Regions from separate parts of the Mus musculus genome. Here region 2 is linked to region 1. The links are chromatin loops, found by intact Hi-C in ENCODE. Cell type or tissue: left cerebral cortex. All regions are shown on one strand. Each heading gives the region's core, and the rest is flanking DNA. Links, peaks and the distances in the headings are about the cores only.

Region 1 (11,387 bases), core at 2,075-10,074:
GGCCGACCTGTTTTTATCTCATGGTGACTCTGACTTAGAACTCCAGCTTCTCTCCGCCCAGCTCACTAGGTTCCCACTGGCAGGTCTTTATTTACCACAACAGCACCATGCTTTAATATCACCAGGGCCTTTGTGGTGCACATCAGGCAAACCCAAACTTTGCTGCCATACCTTTCTCTCTGGAATTCAGTAGAGTCCCTGCAAGAAGAAAAACACCACACAAACTTAATTCAGAAACAATGGTAACAATCTCTGGGTGCAACAACTAGAATCCTAATCTTGTAAGACATATTAAATCCAATTTCTCTGGTGGCAAATCCTGGCAGATTAAGCTAGTAGCTACATCTTGTCCTCACTCTATCTCTGTCCAAAAGGACCCCCTCCCCTTCTTTCTTCTTCCTCTCCCTCCCCCTCTCTCCTCCTCCTCCCCCTCTCTCCTCCCCCTCCTCCTCCTCTTCCTCTCTTCCCCTCTCCAACCCTCCTACTCATTGATAGGCTCCTTTATTCATTAGGGGATTGGTTCACAAGAAGTCACCTTAGTACTTGACTCACTCCTTGTCTTCAGCCCCTCCCAGGAGAGCAGAATTAGCATCAAAATACAAACAGCACCAGGCCCATCCACAATGGATACTTTCTCACCCAGATTAAATATCTCTAAAGTGTGACCTCAGGGAATTGGCTAAGGGTTCTCACCATACCCAACAAGGCCTGGCCCTCTCCTTCTTGTAGTAATAATGACTGCTGTGCAGACAAAGACTGGGAGATAATCCTTCAAAGTCAACCAGAAAGAGGTAGTGACTTGCCTCAGGTTTACAGCATTTATTGTTATTCTAAAGTGCTCAAGAGAAATTTCAAATCCACAGCACCACTGTAGACCAAGACCTGTTGAGTTCTCAAGACTCAGAATGGATTCAGTGATGGAGCCAAGAGCAAGACCTTGGGTTCCAGCCCCAAACCAAACAGCACTTGGCAAGTAGAGGAGGGAGCTGTGAGAGTTTTCTGCCTATTCTGGGGGCCTCACAGCAAGGCTCGTTCTCAAGAAACAAAGAAAAAGCAGGCTGAGTTCTTATTCTTTTAGCTTATCTAGAGGAAAGTGGGCTTGATACAATAACAAGGAAAAGGAGAATCTGGCTGAGGGAGGATGCTGTAAGTTTTCACTGACTAAGACTTCAGGGAAGCCGGGCATGGTGGTGCACGCCTTTAATCCCAGCACTTGGGAGGCAAAGGCAGGCGAATTTCTGAGTTCGAGGCCAGCCTGGTCTACAGAGTGAGTTCCAGGACAGTCAGGGCTGCTACACAGAGAAACCCTGTCTCGAAAAAAACAAAAACAAAACAAAACAAAAAACAAAACAAAACAAAACAAAACAAAAAGCCTCCAGGGAAGCACGTGGATACATGTGATTGATTTCCTTCAAATATCTCTCTCTCTCTCTCTCTCTCTCTCTCTCTCTCTCTCTCTCTGCTGCACGCCCTTGTGTGTGTGTGTGTGTTTGTGTGTGAAAGCCTAAGGTACAGAACTGTGTAATAGCCACCCTCAGCAGCAGCAGCTAGTGCTACCCGCACAGGAAGTAGAAGGCCCTATGGCTCTTTTCTTAACCTCACCTAGTGAATAATATAATTGCTATTGGAATTTGGGGGTTCCTATCTGGATCATCAGATGATATGAAGGAAACTTGGGTCCCCTCTTAGGGTCCTTGGTCTCATTAATGGGCTCAACTAGATGTTCAGTAACAATTTTATTAGAGTTTAAAAGATATCCCCAGACAGGACAGATGTGACTCTCAGCAGCTCTCTGTAGAATGGAGGAGAGAGATACAGGGTGGGGCAAGCCACATCAGCTGACATAGAGGAGGTGAGTCACATGTCCAACAAGCAGCAATATTGCAGGGAAGGAAGCTTTAGAGAGTTAGGAGGCCCCAAAATATCGGGCAAACCTAAAACATTAAGGAAAGCATGCCTAGAAGAGGGATGGAAAGAAGAAACCATTCAAAAAAGCCAGAAGACTTACAAAGCTGTGGCCAACCAATTAGGTACTGCACGAGGGGTGAAGAGTCTGTGGAGGAAAAGTTAAGTGTCTCATTAGAACACTGGTTATTCCTCCTACCTCTATTGCATGGCTTAAGATCAGTCCTCCTTTGAGTCCCTTAGCCAAAGTGATTGACCTGACTCAGCAGGGATGCCAGTCCTCCATCCAGGCCAGAGATTCTATATACTTGACCAGGGGAGTTTTTCCTTACCCTAATGTAATGAAATTAAGTCTCATTCATAAGTCATTCAAATACCAGTGTCAGCTAATCTATCAGGATATAGCCCACCAGAAAAAAGCAAGGTGGCTACTCCTGTATAGTGCATTGTTATTCTATTTCTCTTTATCATAGTCACCTAGCTGGCCCCACAGCACCTTGATTCCTGGACTAAACAAAAGATCCCTCTGGCTGATCCCACTCATGCTCCTGTAGAGTCTATTTCAACACAGCAGCTAGGGGCGTGGCTTTCAGGCCCTTTGGGATCTGGCCTATTATATATTCCTTCATCCACTGTGCCAGGCACGCTGGTTGGTCTTCCCCTTGCTGGACACGTACCAGGCACGTACATCTACAGTGTAGAGTGGGATGGAAGTGGAGACCTCCAGGTGACCCTCCTCATCTTTGTCATGCCTGTGTTCAATTGTCACCTTCTCGGTGAAGCCCTGGTTCATTATTTTATTTATTGGCTATTTGACAATCCTTTCCCATCCCTGTTAATATGCTTTACATCCTGTATCACCTATGAGTTTCTGGTATATAGTTTATTCATCTGTTGAGTAGGTTGCTTGTTCTCTCACTCTGTTAGAAGGTAAACTCCATCAGGGCAAAAGGGCTTTTTTTTTTTTTTTGCTTGCTTGCTTACAATAGCTCAGTCCCAAGAACAGTGACTAATGCAGGCCAGTCGTCATTCGAATGTATTTACTGAATTAAATAAAGGAACAAATAGCTACCACTCTCTCCTGCCTCCAGCAGGACAAGTTGATCTGTTTGTGTAAACTCAATTCTTTATCCTTTTTGAAACTGAGTGAAGGCTGTCTGAACAGAAGGTTCACTCTGAAATGGAGACAGTGGTATTGTCTGGTCTGGATCGGCAAACCACTCGGGGAGATGATGAGAATGTGGGTGTGAAGGACGTAGGGCAGACTCCCAGGTTTGACTTCTCAAGAACTCAGGTTCTTGACGACAGTCTTCTTGGGAAGAGTGGCTTCAATAGTCTATGAGATTGGGGGGAAGCTTTACATCAATTTCGGGATGAGGGCTCTATGAATACGTGCAAAGCCACCACCACATCTGCCAAGCAGGCTGTAAGGAAGGCGAGAGAAAGACTCTTCTCACCTGAACACGCTAGGGAACAGGGCAGCCTTCCTCGAAGAACTCAGTGTCTCAAGAGGATGCCCTTCCCTTTTCTGACTCTGCTCCTTGATATTGAAATTCACGAGCTTGGTTCTTGGGGGCTGGAGATATGGATCAGCAGTGAGGAGTGTGCACTGCTCTTGCAGAGGACCTGAACTCTGTTCCTGCACCCACATTATGGTGTCTTAAAATTGCTTATAACTCTAGCTTCCTGGGGATCTGATACCTCTGGCCTCAGTAGGCACCTGCACTCACAGGCACATTCACACACACACACACACACACACACACACACACACTCAGAGAGAGAGAGAGAGAGAGAGAAATACACACAGACACACAGAGATACACACAGAGAGAGAGAGAGAACACATCTTTTTAAAATTACATATATTTGGTTTTTTTCCCAAAAGGGTTCCCCCCGGGGGTTGTGTGCATGCATGGCCACCAGGTGTGGGTGTGTAGATCAGAGACCAACTTGTAGATATTCGTCTTTTTCTTACTACGTGGGTCTCAGGGAACAATTCAGGTCATCGGGCTTGGTAGCAAATCTCTTTACCCACCTCTTACTAGCCCTGATAAATCCGTTGCAGAGTGTAAAGTCTCTTAACTTAAAAATGAGAAACTCAGGATTCTTCCAATAACAGTTAGAGCCCCGCCCCTTCTCTTTGCTTCTCAGCAGCTATTTGCCACACCTGCTCCCTGTGTGCCTGTCCTGCCTCAGATGGAGGCAGCCCAGCTCAGGGTACAGGTCCTTGTAAACAGGGTTCTTTGGGAATTCAGAACCAATGGGGGCGTCTGTAATAGGGAATTTGTCATAAGGAGTCATCTTTGCATTTGTTAGAGGAGATGAAGAAGTTTTGAAGAGGGAGGGGAAGGACGGGAGACCAGCCTTGACACAGGTAAGGGAGTCCAAACTAACTGGGAAGCACACACACACACACAGACACACAGACACACAGACACACAGACACACACACACAGACACACACACACACACACACACACACACACACACACACACACACATACACCCTTCTGTTATAGAGGGACTGCTGACAGGGCTGCTCTGTTACTTTGTTCCTCACACACCAGGCAACTCTATACTGTTGCCCTTACTGGCAGATATAGACTTGTGAACAGACAGGAAAGGAGATTCAAGGAAGTACAGTTCTCAGCATCACCAAGTAGTCCGAAGAACAATCCAGCCCAAACATTTTGATGACAAGCTGCGGGAGTTCTTTCTCTGGTGTATTCCGAAGGGCCAGATAACTCACTAGTCAAACATCTGGTCTGTCTCTCAGCTTGCCTTTCCCTTCACCACTTCTCCATACAGGATGCCTTGGGACTGCATCTTTCAGTGAAGCACTAGCAAGCATTTCAGCCTTTTAAGTAAACTCAGCCAAAATAGCACCCGATAGAAACCTGCAATGAAAGCAGAGGTGTGAGCACGTGTGAGCAGATTAATTGATGGTGGGACTATGGTTATTCAAATGCGGCTCAGTTCATTTGCATGTAATGGAATTATAGGATTAATAGCACTGGTCATTTAAGAGCCTCCTTATCTTTCTTCACAGAAAAAGTCCCTCTCTGAGACAAATAAAAGGGATGGATTACAGAAGCAGAGATCCTTTTAGCTAACATCTGACTTGTGACTTATGCTTTCACAAGAATATACATGTAAAGAAAACTCTGCTGCCCCCCTGGCACTTTTCAGAGCAATAAAAACACTGCTATAGCTGGAGAACAAGGAAAAGCCCGTTACTCCGACTTACACATCTCTGCCAGGGTGAGTTTTCTAAATATTGTGATACACAGCCAGAGTGGTGAAACTGTCTTTGCTATGCAGCTCTATACACACACCCAGCTCTCTTTAATCCACCCATTTGTCCCAGATATCCACCCACCATTACATCTTCGTTAGACCATTTGTCTGTAAGACAGGCAGGAGGAGATGTTTCCCTCTGATGTACAAAATCTGTCTTCCAAATAATGCTATGGAAGAGAATAGCAAGCATACATGCTTTCTTACAATAAATTGTGAGGTGTGGGTCTGGGTAGTTCCTATATCCCTGGGTAGTTTATGATTCTGCTAATAGGGGTTATGTGAAAAATTTTGAGAGGACCTTTTTTAGATAAAGACTAAGAGTTCTCTGGTCTCCTTTCACTGTCTGGTATTTTTCACGTATGCCTACTTTTGTGTGTGAAAGCTGTTTTAGTAGTTGCCGCCACACTGGGACCCAGATGGAAAAGGAGCTATAACAGAGTGAAGTTGAGCGACATAATGGCTCCCTTGTAGAGACTGTTTCCACAGGGAGGAAACTGGGGTGAGACTGCCATGTGTCACAAGGTCTAGCATTTGTTATTTTAAGATGATCCTTATTCAAGATGGAAGAAGTTAATCCCACATGTAAGAAGGAGACTCAAGAGAAATGATATGTAGGCAAGAATGCTCAGAGCTATGTCAGAGCACACCAGCATTGTATCAGCACTGACAACTGGGAAATGCCATGAGGACTATCTCAGTAGGCGGCAGATCATCAGATTTTAAAGGAACCCCTTCCTCCACCCAATTCAAAACAGCTAGAGCGCTCCAAGAGTCCCTGTTTGGCCCAGTTCTCTAGATTTGTCCCCTTGAAGTTGTTGATGACAGAGACGTCTTGATACAGGGACATTCTTCAGTTATCCCTTTACAGAAGAAACGTCTGTGCAAATATTTAAAGTACCCCCCTCCCTCCGTGCAAATTTGCCTTTAGATCAATCTGGTCTTGGACGCATGCCAGGAATAGCTTTAGCATGGAAGTTGCTGGGTGGGAAGGGTGTAAGGAAGCTGCGTGGACACTGCGGGGCTTTGCCAGGGACTTTAAAGCCATTGGTCCTTCCTTCCACACAGTCCAAGTGTCTCTCCCGGACTGAGAGTTCGCAGGGCAGAAAGCCTAAACATATTGTTTATTTATTGAATGAGGCCTCCGAAGGGCGCCGAGGGCCAGGGGCTTGGTCTCGCAGAGCGGAGGCCACCAGGCTGCAGTTCTCCGGTGAAGCCCTCTCCCACCGCTCCATGGCCGGAGCGCTGCAGTCATTCCCGGCCTCTTTTTTCCAGCCCAGCGCTCCCGCCGCTGCAGGACTGGACACGCGGGGGGCCTATCTCTCCCGGGCAGGGTCTTTCGGATGACTGATCTTGGTACCCCACGGATTCCCGTGGACGCCAGGCAGGGACCAGATGGGCGCTGGATCCCGCACGAAGGGGGCGCGGTGGGAGCAGAGCGGGACACCATGGAGCCCGCGGGAACGATCGGGGCTGGCGGGTGTTCCGGAGCCGGGGGCGGGGAGCCCGGAGCGCCGCCCCGCCAGCGCGCCCCGCCCGTGGGAGAGGAGGGGCTGCGGCGCGGAGGACCACTGGAGGCGCCGCGCGGCCGCCGCTGTCCGCGCTGGAGACCACAGCTCGGCACAGGCGGCGCCCGTCCTCCGCGCCTCCGGAGCCTCCTCCAGCCTGCGCGCCGGGCAGATAGCACGGGCCATCTCCCACCGCGACCTACCGCTCGCCCTGCAGGTAAGTGTCTCTCCGCCGCGGGGTGGATACGCGGTGCTTGCCGCGCGGCCCGGGGGCATTGTGCGCGTCCAGAGGGCCGAGGACCCTGGCGATACCCGAGTGGGCAGCCGCAGCCCCAGGCCCCCAAGGCATCGCTGTCTCCAGAGGCACCCCAGCTGGGTAGCGCGGAAGCGAGGATGGCCAAATCGGTCCCCGGTGCGGTCAGAGTGGGAGGGGGTACCGGTGTCACGGTCCCCGCTCACCGCCCGCCTTCCCTTCCCGCGGCTGCCGGGGAATCCGGCTTCCTTTTACACGCATTCCCCTCTGCCCCCCTTCTCCGCCCCCCGCGGCAGTTCTTCATCCCCGATGCCCGCACCCCAGGGCCGACTGGTTGGGAATGGAAGTCGGGGCCGGGAGGACTGATGTAATTGTCAGCGGAGAACCGAACCGGTGCGGGTGAGAGCGCCCGCGCCTACGAGAGCTGACGCCTACGCTGCACCTTTCAGGGAATCCGGGAGCCGCGGGCAGTGGCCGGGCAAGTTGTGCATCGGGTTTGGTTGTGCGCGTGCACTGCGGACTGTCCTCGCGAGCACTCCTTGCTACCCCCGGCTGGCGTCCCTGCAGCCCTCCCTGCAGCCTGCGTCCACGCTCATCGCCCGAGCTCCCTTCTCCGGTTCAGACCGGGACAGGGTTTGCATTGCAGTCAGGACGTGCTTCCCCTGCGTCGAGCTTGGAGCTGCCCGCAGATCGAGTCGCCGGGGACGCTGGGGGAGGAGGGATGGGAAACCTGGGGAGGAAGCTGCGGAGAACGAATGACACCCGCAGATTTCTAAAAGCCTCTACCGTTTGCAGACGCACCGTAAGCCACGTCTTAAGCTGCTTTTAAAAGTTATGACCAGATACTGATTCTGTGACGATTCTGTGATCTACCTGAAAGGTTGGTGAAACTAGAGACCTAAAAGCTGGGGAAAGCATTACATAATGGACATGAAGCAAATGACTGAAACTAAACGGAACACCGGGTTGCCAAATTGTTTCTCGCTTCTGGACAGAAAGTCCTATAAGGCTTTTTTAAAAAAAGAATTTCCAGTTTGGAGTCCTTCGGCAAGATTTAATAAGTCATATATTCGATTGCAATTTCTCCTAACAAAATAATATTTTGAACATATTTTCTTATATTAAAATACATACTAATTAATAGTTATGTCACAGACTTAAGAAATGTATACTTCAAAGGAAAATTAAATCTTCCATCTTAAAACTATTCAACTTTGTTTTCCTCCTTTTAAGTTTTTGCATACATATCTATATATTCCTTCTCCACCCCCACCCCATTTGCTTTGGTAGCATTTCTACAGTTTTGAGTACTGTGAGTTTGTGATGCTGATATTCCTATCTAGGGCTTGCTACAGCATTGCAGGTACAAAGACTCATAATAAATGAATCAGAAGACCTAGCAGTAACTCTGGGAGCGAGCAGGTTCCCAAGGTCGAAGGGAAGATGCTGTGTAACTCGGCTATAATCACCTACAGAGAATGTGCATGCCTCATTGGGTTACAAGGAAGGCCCTGATTGGTGGAATATTACTCCTGTTATTGGCTTCCTCATTTAATATATCTTACCCAAAATATCTTTTAAGTTAATAGGATATTTCGAAATTAAAAACCTTTGCTTTTACCAACCTTAAAAATTCTTGGTTTTGTCCAGATTTTCAGTTGTTATGTCAATGATAATTATACATTCAGTGGAAGGATTGCTTTGGGGCAGACTTCTGTTTCAAATTGTAATGATTTATCAGATGTCTCTTGGTTCTAGTATGTTGAAGTTCTGTTTCACAGAGCTGTAGTTCTAATTTCAGAGGATCATGAATAGATGCTGTCGTTTCTCTACTTTTATTTAACCTCAAGTGAGTTTTACTTGTATTTAAGTTAACTTTGGTAAGAAACACAGAGTCCTTCCAAGATTAAATGTTCTTTTGGGTGAGAGGTCTGTAGTGGCCCTATAGATGGATTATGTAAATTATAAGTAGACAAAAGCTTCATGTGATCTCTCATGAAGTCAAGAAGACTACAGAGGTTTCCTTTTATTACAATACTTGGCTAACTAGCAGTCTGAGATCATTCAGTTGGTAATTCCTCATTAAGTTCCTACTTTGTTGAAGACACTAGTCTAGGTTCTGTGGGAGATGTGGAATGTGCCAGCCCTTGTAAGGTTATAACTGCTTTAAGAAAGACAAGGTATAAATTGTTGAAAGCAGGAAAAATTTTTGTTTACTGTAAAAGTTAAGTCATATTTATACTTTAAAAATCTTAGCTGGGCCTCGGTGGCGCATGCCTTTAATCCCAGCACTTGGGAGGCAGAGGCAGGTAGATTTCTGAGTTTGAGGCCAGCCTGGTCTACAAAGTGAGTTCCAGGACAGCCAGGGCTATACAGAGAAACCCTGTCTGGGGGGGAGGGGAGCCAAAACAAAAAATCCTAACCCCCCCCCAAAAAAACCCAAAAAGAAAACCCCAAAACAAATAAAAATCTTAGAGTAAAAAGTTTACCACTATCCCTTTGTTCCTGTGTTTTTTTTAAGTTCCCTTACTCATCACTGTATCCTCATGTTGTATGTAGCAGTAGCTAATTGACTTCTATTGCTGTACAATATTCCATCTGTGTCCTCAAACAGTGTTTCTCTGTTCTCAGCCGCAGCCACTTCCTTTTGAAAAAAAAAAATCGCAAAAATATTTCCTTAGGCACAGGTGTAAACATTTCTCCCGGTGCAGATACCAAGGGATCGAATTGCTGGACTGTAGAGTTCTGTGAGTGTTTGAGTTACTAAATATTGCCACATTGTGTCTTCTAAGACTGTTGTCTTAGTTTACTCAGGGGAGCCAAGGAAACAAGCTGACACAGATAAGCAACTACAAAAGCAAACATTTTTTTAAACATACATGTTCTAAAATACACTTTTTATTTTTATTGTTTTAAGAAAAGCAGTGTGGTGAGCATGAAGCTTGGGATAGGGCCAGCCAGGTGGCTCGGCAGGTGAAGGCAGTTGCAAACCTGATGACCTGAATTTGATCCCTGGAATCCATATGGTGGTAGGAAAGAACTGGCTCCCACAGGGTGTCTATTGACCTCTCTACTCAAGCTGTGGCATGTATGTCCCCAAATAAATAAATGTTAAAAAAAATGTGCAGTTGTCTTTTAGGTGGATCAGGGAGATGACCACAGGTGGATATAAGTTGCACATAGTGATCTTACATAGGACTGGTGGGTTTTGTATAGATAATTGTTGTATTTTTGAAAAGAAAAACAGTGCATCTTGCAAGGAACCAATGATGGTATTTTAAAATTCTCAGGGAAAGAATGAAAACAAGGTCATTGGAGCTGTCACAAGAGGTGTCATTTGAAGGACAAGAAGCTGCCCCTGTGTAGAAGCATGAATTGCCAAGAGTTGGTGAAGAATGTTGGCAGGAAGCATGGGCAGGGATGGTCATGCTGGGAGGAGGAGGGCTACTTGGAACTGAGGGAATGTATGACCATGGCGGAGGCAGGCACTGGCAATTTCCCAACAGACAAATCACTCCAGATGTCCAGGGGATGATGGGTACAAAGAAGGTAGGAAGAGAGATCCAAGGCAGGAACCCTGGTTATCCGAGAGTTCTCAAGTTTGGAGAAAATGAGGAAGAGTTCATTTTAAATCACTGAGAAGACAAACCAGGGCTTGTGATGTGATCTTAGGTAAGGAAGAGAGGAAAGAGTCTGAGATATCTAAGTGAGGGAACTGGAGAAGCTACAGTGGATTTCAGATGTGAATTACAGAGTTAGTTCCTATCAACTTCTGTTTGAACACATAGGCTTTGGCGCTCCCAGGGGTGGTGAGGATCCTGCACTGAAGGATGGACCCCTGCAATGTATCTCAATGAGTACGGAGACGTCATCAGAGGAGCAGTACAGAAGACTCATCTGTATTGCTTACTTACGGATGGAACATAAACCAATAACATCTTGATTAAGATACAGTAGTGTGTCCATGTGGAAGGCGGCATTGAGCTACAGAGTTGAGGGAGTCCTGGGCTTGCAGGAGAAGGAGAAGGATGGGGTGGATGAGGTGGGAAGAGCAAATCATCCACAGTATGCAATGTGAGGGTTGGGTTCTAAGCCACCACTTACCTGGAGCAAGGATGCTAACAGTCACTTTCCAAGGGCACAGATAATGTAGTGGGCCTGAGGGATAGGGACCTTTGGGTTTGCTCTCCTAATGTTTCTGATTGAATGTTGTCAAGCATACGCACATGGGCTTCTATTGTCTCATTATACCTCCTTGATAAATAAATGTACAGCCCTCTCTAGCTCTGTCATTCTAACAGAGTCTCTGTGCTCCCCTTTGGAGACAAGGAACTTTTTATTTGTTCCTTTGCTCTATTTCTGTTTTGACAGATTCTCCCTATGTAGTTCAGGCTGGCCTTGAACTAATTATGTGGCCCAAG
Region 2 (11,387 bases), core at 1,642-9,641, 170 kb after region 1:
CCACACTGAGAAAGACTGAGCCAGATGCAGCCCCAAGACACTTTGTCACAGTCCTAAAGCTTCCAGGAAATTCAAGTTTCAACAGTGTCTTAAAGCCTGAGTTGAAACTACAGTGCTTGGTTTTATTTTCATCAGACATCGAAATGTTCCACACAAGAGGGACAAAATGGACCGATCCATGCCTTGACTGGACTCTTTGGAGAGGCACTATGAGGCACCTTAAAGTCAACAGCACGATTAATTCCAGCTGTCAAGTGGTTAGCTTTCAGCTGGTGGAATCCTGCACTTGAATGAATAGATTGTGAGGCAGGGGTGTGGCTCAGTACTAGGCTTCCTCCCTTGCTCAGGCTCTGGGTTCCTCTCAGCACTGCAAAATAAAACCAATTGTCAGCCTCATCTCTGAAAGAGATCTTGAATTACTTGGGTCCCTGACACCTCCCCAATTCCACTCCGCCCACCGTCACCTCCCTTGGTTCTGGCCACTCTTCTGTGCGGATGTTCATACCTCTAAAAGTCACCCTTTTCAAATAGGGAAATGCCTATACTTGAAGACTTCCCTTGCTTTTGAAACATGCATATTCAACCTTTTGTGGCTTCAAACCACAAGACTGCTTCCGATTGTACCAAGTTGTTAGCCAAGTAGGAAATGAGTGGAGAGGTGCTGTCTTTACTGTTGCTTTTCAGTCCAAGAGCCTTTGACACAGAGACACTTATTGCTGAGAAAGCAATGCGGGTGCTGTTTTTAAAGCCAAATCATTTCCCACTCCAAAGGAACCAGTCAGAACTTCTGGGTCCCACTGACTGGTTTATGTTGACAAGACCCATAAGATGTTCTGTTTGGAGGTGTGCACTCCGTGGAAATAACTATAATAACTCTTGAGTCGCCTGGCACTTTAACAGAATGGCTCTAAATATTATCATCAAACGTGACAAACAAAACCTGCTTTCTTTTCCCTCTAGAGATACGAGTTAATTTCTGAGTATTGATGTTAAGAATTGATGTTGATATTTTGGATGTTGCTTCCAAACTGTGTTGGCTCAGCTGGTATGAAATATAACAATTTCCATTTTAATTAATTACAATTGCCATATTTGTTTTGGGTATAAATGCTCAGATTCTATTTAAAGCTAGTTTTTTTTTTCTTTTACACAGACTGATTTTTATTTATTTATTTTTTTAGACTATAACCTAGTCTTTCTAGAAAAAAGTCTGGATATCAGTTAGGATGCACAGAGGTTAGCATCCCGCATGGTCCTTCTACTGGGTTGAGTGTTTGTCTCTCACCTCTCTCGCCACACAGTGCATTCTCTTCTGAAGTCTGCATTTAACAGCATAGCTATAGAGAAGGAGAAGCTGAAGCAGGTGGTCTCGGAGCAAGATCACAACAAAGGCCACAGCACACAGATGGCCAGACTCCGGCAGTCACTGTCACAGGTAAACCCAAGCGGTTTTGTATGCATGGCCAACAAAAGATTCTAGGCAAAGGGTGAGGGAGCGTGGAGGCCACCGTTTCAGGGGGTGGGGGTGGGGAAGTGTGGGGGAGGGTGGCGTGTTCCTCTGACATTCTCCCAAGACATTGCAGAGTCAGTCTTGAATTTTATTAGTTTTCTCCTCTAAAAATGTCGAGGTAAGGTAAAAAGGAGCAGAAATTGCTGAGTATATGTAATTGTTTTTTAGACTACTTGAATTAATGTCTGGGGTCATTTGTCAGCCCCTGATTTAAAAGAAAAGGAAACCTACAAGCATTTATACATGATTTACATGTTTAAGGAATATTCCAGAATATATTCAATCCAATGGTTAATAAAACAAAATCTACTGAGTCTTCCACACTTTGTGTTTTCCCACTTAGACTTTAATCTGTTGAAAGTTACATATTACTACAAACCTGTTTCTTTTATGATTTGCACACCTGGGGTTCTCTTCTGTCCATTATGCTCCCTGAGTTAGACGTTTATATTTTAGTATAGGTCATATTTCATCTTACTAATAGCTAACGCACCCCTGTATACCTCAGAGTTGAGGTTTTGGTTATCAATTCTTGAAAGCCGCACACTTCTTCCTCTATAATGAGCATCTTCTCCAGTCAGTCCTTAAATGCACTCGGTTTGATTCCTTTGAGCATGCAATGCTGTGATGTAATTTTTTTTCCGTGTGTGAGAACTCAGTGTTTATATACAATATTGTTCACTTTCTGGTGCCTTGGATCAGAGTGAAGGAGCCGGCAAATCCTGGGTAAGTGGTTCTCCGTATGGATGGGGTCCTGCTTGAATCTGCCTGTAGTCCTTAACGATGAGATGTGACCTTCCGTCGGTGTGGTTCTGTACCTGATCTGTCAGTGTTTTCAGTATTTAGTCTCCCGTAATGCAGTGCCAGTGTCTAGGCTACGCGTCCCCAGCCCCACATAGAGCTATCAGCTAAGGTACATGCGCTGCCTCCAGGGCCAAGTCAGGGCCTCAGGAGCATAAGCGTCAGCACAGCACCTGCCTGGCATCAGCACAGCACCTGCCCGGCAGCTGGTAGAGAACTTCACTCATAACCTTGCCAAGGTTCTGGCATCTGCTCATGTCAATGAATCTGTCCCATGCTCTGTTGATACTAATTGATCTTCTGAGTCACTGTTGTGAATGCACCATGAAGCAGAAAGATCGAAATCGTAGTCAGACAAACATGTAGGTGTCATCTTGAAGACATACAAAACACACCCTAAACCCCGAAGTGTTGCGGTATTTCTTTAGTGTATTTGATGTTGGAAGCCAGTGGTAGGAACTGAGCATATACTGACAAAAACAAGATTTGCTTCTTGCTTGCTGCTTGCTTGCTTTCTTCCGCATCTCGTTAAGATCGAGCATGGGCTGGAGGTCTGGGGATATGGCTAGGCTGATCAAATCCTTGCCTAACATGCACAAAGCCCTAATTCCAACCCCTAGCACCACAGAAAACTGGGCAATCTCACCTGCTCTATGATGTCAGTGCTTAGGGTGGGGAGGCAGGAAGATCTGGTGCTCAAGGCCTTCCATGGCTACATAGTGAGTTCAAGGCCAGCCTGGGATTCATGAAACCCTGTCCAAAAAATAGAGATCTAGGATTTAGCTTTGGCTGAATCTAGAAATAAATGACTAGGAAGAGAGGTCACAGGGATAGAAAACCATTTGCTTCATTCGTGCATGCATGTAAATGACTAGATATTATTATGCAAGATGTGGAATATCATAGACCTGGTTCCCCAGAAGCTCATGATCTTGTTGTTAAGATGAGCTCTGTCCACCCAGGAAAGAGTTAAAGAGTTCCATTCACAGCAGGGCTCTGTGGGACTTTGGTAGTTGAAAAGCAAAAGGCCAGTGTGGGGCAAGCACAGCACACTCCCTCGGGGGAGTGCTCTGAGGGAATGAAGAAGGATCCCACACTAAAGTGAAGGAGGGAAATACAGCAAGGGTGTCAACTACATCAAAGGCGTGCACCCTTTGAGTTAAAGGACTCCCACTGAGTTAAAGTACAGCCCGCTGGGAATTACACAAAGCATGTACAGTTTCCCTCCTGAGAGAGACTTCTTTGCATCTTAAGTCAGAGCCTCAGGAGATTTTCCTTGGGTTGTTTGGTTTGGGGTTCAAATTTTCTTCCCCACTCAAGGACTCAAAAGATTTGAAAATAATGTGGGCCTGTTAAGACTGTTGCCCATGAGCCACTGGAGAGTCCCATGCTTACACGTGTGTATCATGGCTCCTGCCTACACTAAGAGTATCATGTCCATGCGTATCCCCATGTGAGCCAGCCAAGCGCTCACTGGCTACATTGCAGTCACTGCCGAGGTGGGAGTCTGCTTTAGAAACCACAGCCTTTGCTTAGGCACAGTTTACTCTTCTGTAGTGAAGGGATGCCGATGCTTTGAACACTATAGAGGGGTCCAGAGAATTGGTGGAGAAATTCTTCCCTGGCTGGACATTAGATGATAACCAGCCCATTGCTGACTACACAAAGGAATACACTTATGCTCTCAGTGATGAGGAAGGCTTAAAGAAATGTAGCTACCAGAAGTGGACATTATTATGGCATTCTGTATATATTAGAAATATTAGTCAGGTATAGTAGTGTGGAAATGGATGAGATGAAGACAAAAAGCAATTGGTCAGATTCATTATTTTAGACTGTCTTATATATGTGAGATAATATTCCCAAGCCAAAGAGATGGAGGAAGGACTGAGTTTGCGAGATGCTATGGGATCAACATGGCTTGGCTGACAGCTGAACATTTGACATGCTCAACAGAGTCGTAATGACGACAATGCAGCATTTTTATAAAGCCTCTCAGTATTTATCATATCAACTGAACCAGCTCCAGCACCCTTCAACAGGTGCCTGGCATCTGAAGGCGGTGAGATGGGCACGCCTCACTACGTGCCTGGCATACATTGTTACCTGCCTCGAGTAAGTAGAAACTTGCAAGGCTGGAGAGACTAATAAATTCCTCTCCCCTCATCTCTCCGGGCACAAACACAACGTAATCTTTCTACTTTTTACCCCTTGAGAAACGACCTTTCAGACCCATGACAAGCAGAGATGTTAAGACTTAACGTGTGTAGGACAGGATGTTTTCTTTGGCGTCTGTCCCTTGTAGATGCTCTTACTTACTTAACGTCAGCCCTCATTTTATGGCCACTAAAATCAAACCACAGCATATTATAAAACTAAGGCTGCTTTGGCACTCCCGATTAACGGAGCAGTCGGTCATGTATCGGGCAGGGTCCGAGTGAGTCCGTCTGCAGAACAGTATGCTCTGCTGCTGTTGCCGGCTGGGTTTCTCACCACCGAATTTGTACACAGCTTGTGTTGACTATAGTGTGAATTGGAGCTGCACACACGTGAGCAACAGCATAGGACCATCGACTGCAGCTGCAACCACTGCATTTCACTGAGTCGACAAGCCACAGGCATTACGCAAGTCATTATTTTTGTGCATTGCTGAGAAGGGGGGAGGGACCATTCCTGTGAGTTGAACTGACAGCGAGCTTCAGAGGTGTGTGCTGAGGGGAAATGTGCATTTAGAATTATGGAAATATTTTGAGAACGAGACTATAAGCCAAATGTTTGCTCAAGGCACACATGATGGTGTAATTTAAAACCCCAGCAGTAGTATCTGCCATTTTTCCTGTCCACAACATTACACATTACTGTAAATAAATAGTTTGTGATAGGAGAGGAATTCCAAGTGTATTTATTTGTCTCTGAATTCTACAGTTCCCTGGGACTCTGTCAAATTTAGGGGGTATGAAGATGTTTTTTTATAGATCCTTTATATTTTTTTAGCTACATGTTAAGTTTCATTGTCTCTGTGGGTCTATGCAGGTATCACAATGTATTTATTATAATAACACTTAGTAACTATGTGTCTGATAATATGAAACCATTGTTTACTGAGCAGCTGTTTAAATCATGTTTCTAAAGGGGCTGATGCCTGTGTTTATGGCTATTGAATAAAGTGCAGATGCAGAGTGCAAGGCACGCACCTGGGAAACAATATAAAAGGAGCACAGCAGAGAAAATGCTAGAAAGATTGACTCAGTGGTAACAACAGTTAGGTAATATTGTATGAATTTTAAAATATATTTTATACTCTTTTTCGTTTTCTAAATATAACAGTATTTTTAAATTAAAACAAACAAACAAAACAGAACGAGGATATTTGCCCAGGGTTTGAGTTTTGGCAGTTTTTGCATCAATTTTTTCATTCTTTTGAACCGGCTTTACCATTACTCAAAGGATTTGATTGTATGAAAATTCTTGCCCACTGTTATTAATCCTTTTCCAACTCAGGCAACCATGTTTCTTTCCCAGAACCCACAATTCCACAGTGTCTCCCTGAGTCTACACAGCTCACACACACTCACAGTTGACTTTCCATCTGTTGTCTGAAGATGTTGGGACATAAGGATTGCTTGCGCTTCGGAACTTCAGATAGTAGCTGTTTGAACAGAGCAAACAGGAACTGCTTTTCTAAAAGTGTTAGATCCTGGTATATTTGGGAACAGGAGGCAAGGGGGATGGGCATGGTCTGTGGGGCCGTCCACACAGTCCAGGCTCACCGGGCGGTGCAGAGGATCCCTGTATGACTGCTCAGTGAAGAACTCTAGGCACAGCTTAGTGCTCGTGCCAGTGCTTCTTCCTGCTGGCCTTGGCCCCTATGTACAAGACAAAGCGGTCCTCTTCCAGGCAGGCGTCTGTGGTTTCTCTTGCTCAGTGGCTGGCACCCGTGGCTGGGATCTGCCTCCTTTTCCCTTGCTTTGTTCACTCTCCTTGAGCACATTTCCTACATTATTTTGTACCCTCTCCTGGGCTCTTTCACATGAGTATCACTCCCATGGCTGTTGCTCTCTCAGTACCTCTGTTCCTCAGTAGCTTCCGTTTCCACGATACCATTAGAAAAGGTATGTCCCTGCTGAGAAACACTGTGCCCAGCTTTCACACACTTGGCTGCAGCAAATTTCACAAGCATACTGATCATCAAGGCAAAAGGAGGAGCCAGCCTGAGGAAGATTGCTGAAACGGGCTGATGCATGCCTGGTTGCTGGCTTGAGGTTACCGGAGTTGGAGTGACTTATATCTACTCCCTTTGTGTTCTATAACATGTCTTGTATCTACCACTGAATATATATTATCAAAGAAGTCATTTCTTTCCAATATTTGCTCTGAATGTCGTGTAGGTGATATCTGTTTGAAATAGAAGTAGGAGCTGGGCAGTAGTGGCGCACGCCTTTAATCCCAGCACTTGGAGGCAGAGGCAGGAGGATTTCTGAGTACGAGGCCAGCCTGGTTTACAAAGTGAGTTCCAGGGCAGCCAGGGCTATACAGAGAAACCCTGTCTCGAAAAACCAAAAAAAAAAAAAAAAAAAAAAAAGAAAGAAAGAAAGAAAGAAAGAAAGAAAGAAAGAAAGAAAGAAAGAAAGAAATAGAAGTAGGATTTAGTTTAGGTTCAGTTCTGGGTTTGTTACAACTTTGACATTTTGGATGACTAAAATTTGTTGTGCTATGCTTAAAAATAAAATAAAGCTTGCTTCCTTTCCCTTAGTGTCAACATATTGGCAATCAATTGCAATTATTCACCATGTCAATTAGCGCAGATTCTTGATCTGAACTATTAGCAATAATTTCGGAAATTTTACTTTTGAAATTTGGAAAACTTAAAAGTAAAAAACAAAACAAACCAGAATTAAGAACCTTTGTCAGTAAAGAACGCACTTAAGATGATTCTTTTATTGTGATGATACCTGTTTGCCACATAATTGAGGAGAAAACAGGGGTTTAACACTAAGAAAATTAAAGATGTGTGTTGAAAACATCTCTTTCCAGACCAGCCCAATAAATGTCTAAATAAGCTACACACAATGGGAAAACACCCTGGTCATTTTCCTGGTAGGCAGCCATATGCCCTGGGTCGGCCCTTAGAAGTATACAAAGTCCCTTCCTTGCAAATGTAAACACCAGAAAACCCTCAGGTTCAGAATTACTTGACACTCTCGGAGGTGTGCAGTTGTTCTTCAGACTGTTGACCAAGGAGCACTGTGTAAGATCTCAACTTGACATTCTAGTCAAATTTGAAATGAGCATCAGAAGTTACCCACGACAAAGCCGGGCGTGGTGACGCACGCCTTTAATCCCAGCTCTTGAGAGGCAGAGGCAGGCAGATTTCTGAGTTCGAGGCCAGCCTGGTCTACAGAGTGAGTTCCAGGACAGCCAGGGCTATACAGAGAAACCATGTCTTGAAAAACCAAAAAAAAAAAAAAAAAAAAAAAAAAAAGTTACCCACGACAACTGCCTTACTTTGTAAATAAAAGGAGACATAGCCTTATAGACAGGACACAGTAGCACAAGTCTGTAATCCCAGGAACTCGGGAGGCTGAGGCAGGAGGATTCCAAGTTTTAAAGTGGCATGGGCTATATCTCAAAAGAGAAATAAAGTGGAGAGAGGGATTCAGGCCCCCCATAGCTTACATGTCTTACCTACTTGGTCTTAAAATCAAGAAAAACTCGTCTTCCCACTTTCAGAACTTTTACCCTTACATGCCAGAAAAAGAAACGGTTATCTTCACATTAAAAAATATACAAACAATTTTAAAGGCTTGTTTAGTTCACTTGCTACTGGTTTACTGCTTAAGGCTTTCCCGCATGCCCCTTTCATGTCTGTAGGTCGGATCACATTTAGTGAAAACTGGCTGAGAGTTTCAGTGAGCTTTTGGGATTTTTCAATACTCAGAGTAAGAGGTTGCACAACATGCCTTATTAATAGAAAACATGTGTTTTATAACATTCCTTCCCTGAAGAAGAGCATTGCCTACTCTTGTGATTTCATGGGTGTTGGTCCATGAACCTGTTCCAGTGTCAACAGAAGGTGTGGTCATTTTAAAAAGAATGGATGGTCAAGATTTATTTGAAAGCCTCAGGTCAAGACTGTCTCTGCCAATCAGCTCATCAAATGCTTTACCAGAGCCCTCCCATGTACATGTGGCAAGGTAGATTTGGCCTGAATATTTCAGTAACTGTGGGTACTTATGGGCAAAGTAAATGACCACCTAGATAACAAGTAAGCTAGCCACAAGGATTAGCTTGAAGCAACCATTTTTTTTTCTTTCAAAATCGTAAGTGGGATTTTGCTCCTATTAAAAATGACTTGAGGGGGATAAAGAGATGGCTCATCAGTTAAGAGTACTGGCTGCTCTTACAGAGGTCCTGAGTTCAAATCCCAGCACCCACAGGGTGGCTCATAACCATGTATAATGTGATCTGGTGTTCTCTTCTATATGATGCCCTCATCTGTCACGCAGACATATGTTCATATAGAGAACTCATATACGTTAAGTAAACTTATAAATACTTTTTAAAAATGACCTAAGCACTTATACGAATGACTGGCTATTAGAATTTTTCCTTTGAGGTACATGTCTTACTTATACACATCTCTTGCTTAGTTTGTCCATGGTTTCTAAGATAACCAGACATTTCCTCCTCTCCCTGCATGCAATGCTGCTGGATTAGTATTCACCTTCAAACTACTCATGCTTGTCATATCGGACCCAATGTGTTGCTTAATGTATCATGCAAACTTGTTCTAAAGGCTTTAAACAGAAGCTGGCAGGTGCCCCTTAGTAAACCCTGGCATATATTGTCTACTCTTAAGACACCTATGTCCATCTAGAAATTCCCACTTTTAACAGGAAGGAAGGAGGTTGACCATTCTTACATAGGCCTTGTCCTCACAGAGCCATCCTACCTAAAGCTTGATAAAAATTCTAGTGAACTGAATCCTGACACGGAAATGGACCACAAAGTGCAGAAGGGACTTTGAGCTTCATGCACAGGAACCCGAGAAGGGTGTGCTTTTGTGAGGCTGTTCTGTTCTTGCATCAGGCACAGTTGCTGCATGTGGGAGACTGTGTAAACTGTGTTTTACAGATGCCAATTGCTGGTGTGTTCAAAGTACTGTGATGGACTGAAACTCTGAGTTGGCTGCTGTTGGACTTATGTTCTGTGTCCGTACTGTTTGGCCAAAGTACCTCTTAGGTTGCTTTTGTTGGTTCCACTGTACTGCCAAGAGGATTAATTATGAGCTCCTAGAAAAAATAAAAACAGCCATTTCCTTTCATCAGACTGAAAGATAATTCTCTACACTTAAGCCAGTTCATTAATTATCCCAAATATTTGTAAGATGATGACTTTGGAATGAATCCTAAACTTTAGAGAGTAGCACAAAATGAAAATATAAAAGAATTATATCATATTATCATATATTATATACTATCATATATAATATATAATATATTATATGTTATCATATATGTTATATATAATATATCATATATAATCATATCATTCCAGACTGCACAAAGTAATATATATGTGGTGGTAGACTGGTGTTGGATATAATGGATATGCCTTTAACGAGGAGAAAAAAAAATCCATGTATCATTTTTATGAAGCCCATTAACTATTTCGGTTTACTAACCTATTTAAATAGTGGTCTTACATTACAAAAAATTAATGTCATAACTCTGAGCCATTTATTTCCTTCTTAACTTACATGGTCCAGTGCATGGTAAGACCCCCAGAATCAGAGAATATCTCAGAATTTGCTGTCTCAAGTTGTCCCTTGTGTTTGTTCGTAACACTTGCTTATTAATGTGCAGTTACAGTTGCAGTTTTTGTTACTTTAAGGCACTTAACCAGAACGCTGAGCTCCGGAGTCGGCTGAACAGAATACACTCAGAGTCTACCATTTGTGATCACGTTGTCAGTGTAAATATTATCCCTAGCCCCGATGAGGTAAGGCTCGTTATTAGTGGACATAGAATACCCTTTCTATGGCATCTAAATCACTGCATATATTCTCCTATTTTAAACAGTTATTTTCTGTTAATAATATTCTCTGCGTGAACATTTGTGTTAGAGACAGCTCAGGAGTCTGAAGTAAAAAGACGTAGGTGAACTTGATAGCTTTTATTCTTAGTGGTCATTGTCTCTCTTATTTATTTCTATGTTCACCTGTTATCGCCAAATAATATATATATATACATATATATATATCCCAGCTCATTAATCTTCTGTATCTTTCCCCTCCTTCATTTAACATGTTCGTTATCAACAAATGTCTGATGGAATTTTGAAAAAACATTTTAGCTGAGAAATTGTTAAATAAGAAAATGGCTTAAAGGTTTCTTTGAAGGGAGTTGTGTTGGGGAAGAAGCTACCTGCTCTTGCTAAAAGCACAGCCAAGGGTGCTGCTAGGGTCCTTCATGACAGACGACTCAGGCAATGAAAGCCAGCAGCGACTGGAAGTGTAGCTCAGTGGTAAGCTGCCTGTCTAGCCAACAGAGGCCCTGGGTTTGGCTAAAGGGTGTCAAGTGCACTGAGCAGTTCACACTGCGCTGTCGTAAGTCACTTTCAGCAACCCTCCATAGTCCTATTGTATTTTTCTTTTATAGTGAAGAAATGGCATGAAAATAGAAAAACATAAAGGATGCAGGCTAAAATGCACATGAGCTTTTGTCAAATTACTATTTAATGCTCATGAGCTTTGCACTCAGCGATGCATCTAACAAAAACTAATGCTAACGAGTGTAAACTAACGCTCAGGTCATATTTGCACAAAAGCCATGTCTTTTATGCTAAGTCACTCTCAGTGTTCTGCTTGATATATCCCAAGGCATCTTACCTTTGGCTTAAGTTGCCCATCTATTCCCATTCATCTTTAGGGTCCCGCTGAACTCAAATCACACTTTATACACTCAGTGGCTCAGAGTCTAGGAATACTTCTAAAATGTACCGCTTTAAAAGCATTTAGAGCCGGCAAGGTGACTCAACAAGTCAAGGAAGGCACCTGCCACCAAGCCTGATGACC

What was found. Hi-C counts contacts between places; a loop is a spot of excess contacts. Peaks named below come from ENCODE experiments on the same cell type or tissue, not always from the same donor. Only the 100,000 strongest peaks of a DNase experiment are listed, where the experiment ranks them.
Region 2: it touches region 1 in a loop (2.5-fold over the local background); 1 of 42 quality-filtered maps calls a loop at or near these places.

The regions. Positions count from the first base shown.
Region 1 is chr2:76,399,760-76,411,146 of GRCm38, forward strand. Osbpl6 (oxysterol binding protein-like 6) reads left to right here and starts at 6,749. Exons shown (of 27, transcript NM_001290733.1): 1 at 6,749-6,930. Gm52557 (a long non-coding RNA gene) reads right to left here. Exons shown (of 3, transcript XR_003954042.1): 3 at 11,068-11,387. In left cerebral cortex, for the core only: a CTCF peak has its summit at 6,755; DNase peaks (open chromatin) are centred at 5,270, 5,661, 5,865, 6,258 and 3 more places; H3K4me3 peaks cover 2,583 bases; H3K27ac peaks cover 1,651 bases.
Region 2 is chr2:76,566,808-76,578,194 of GRCm38, forward strand. Osbpl6 (oxysterol binding protein-like 6) reads left to right here. Exons shown (of 27, transcript NM_001290733.1): 15 at 1,302-1,435; 16 at 10,205-10,312. Among named protein-coding and RNA genes, the nearest start is that of Prkra, 76 kb to the right of the region's middle. In left cerebral cortex, for the core only: no CTCF peak of the experiment used is centred there; no DNase peak of the experiment used is centred there.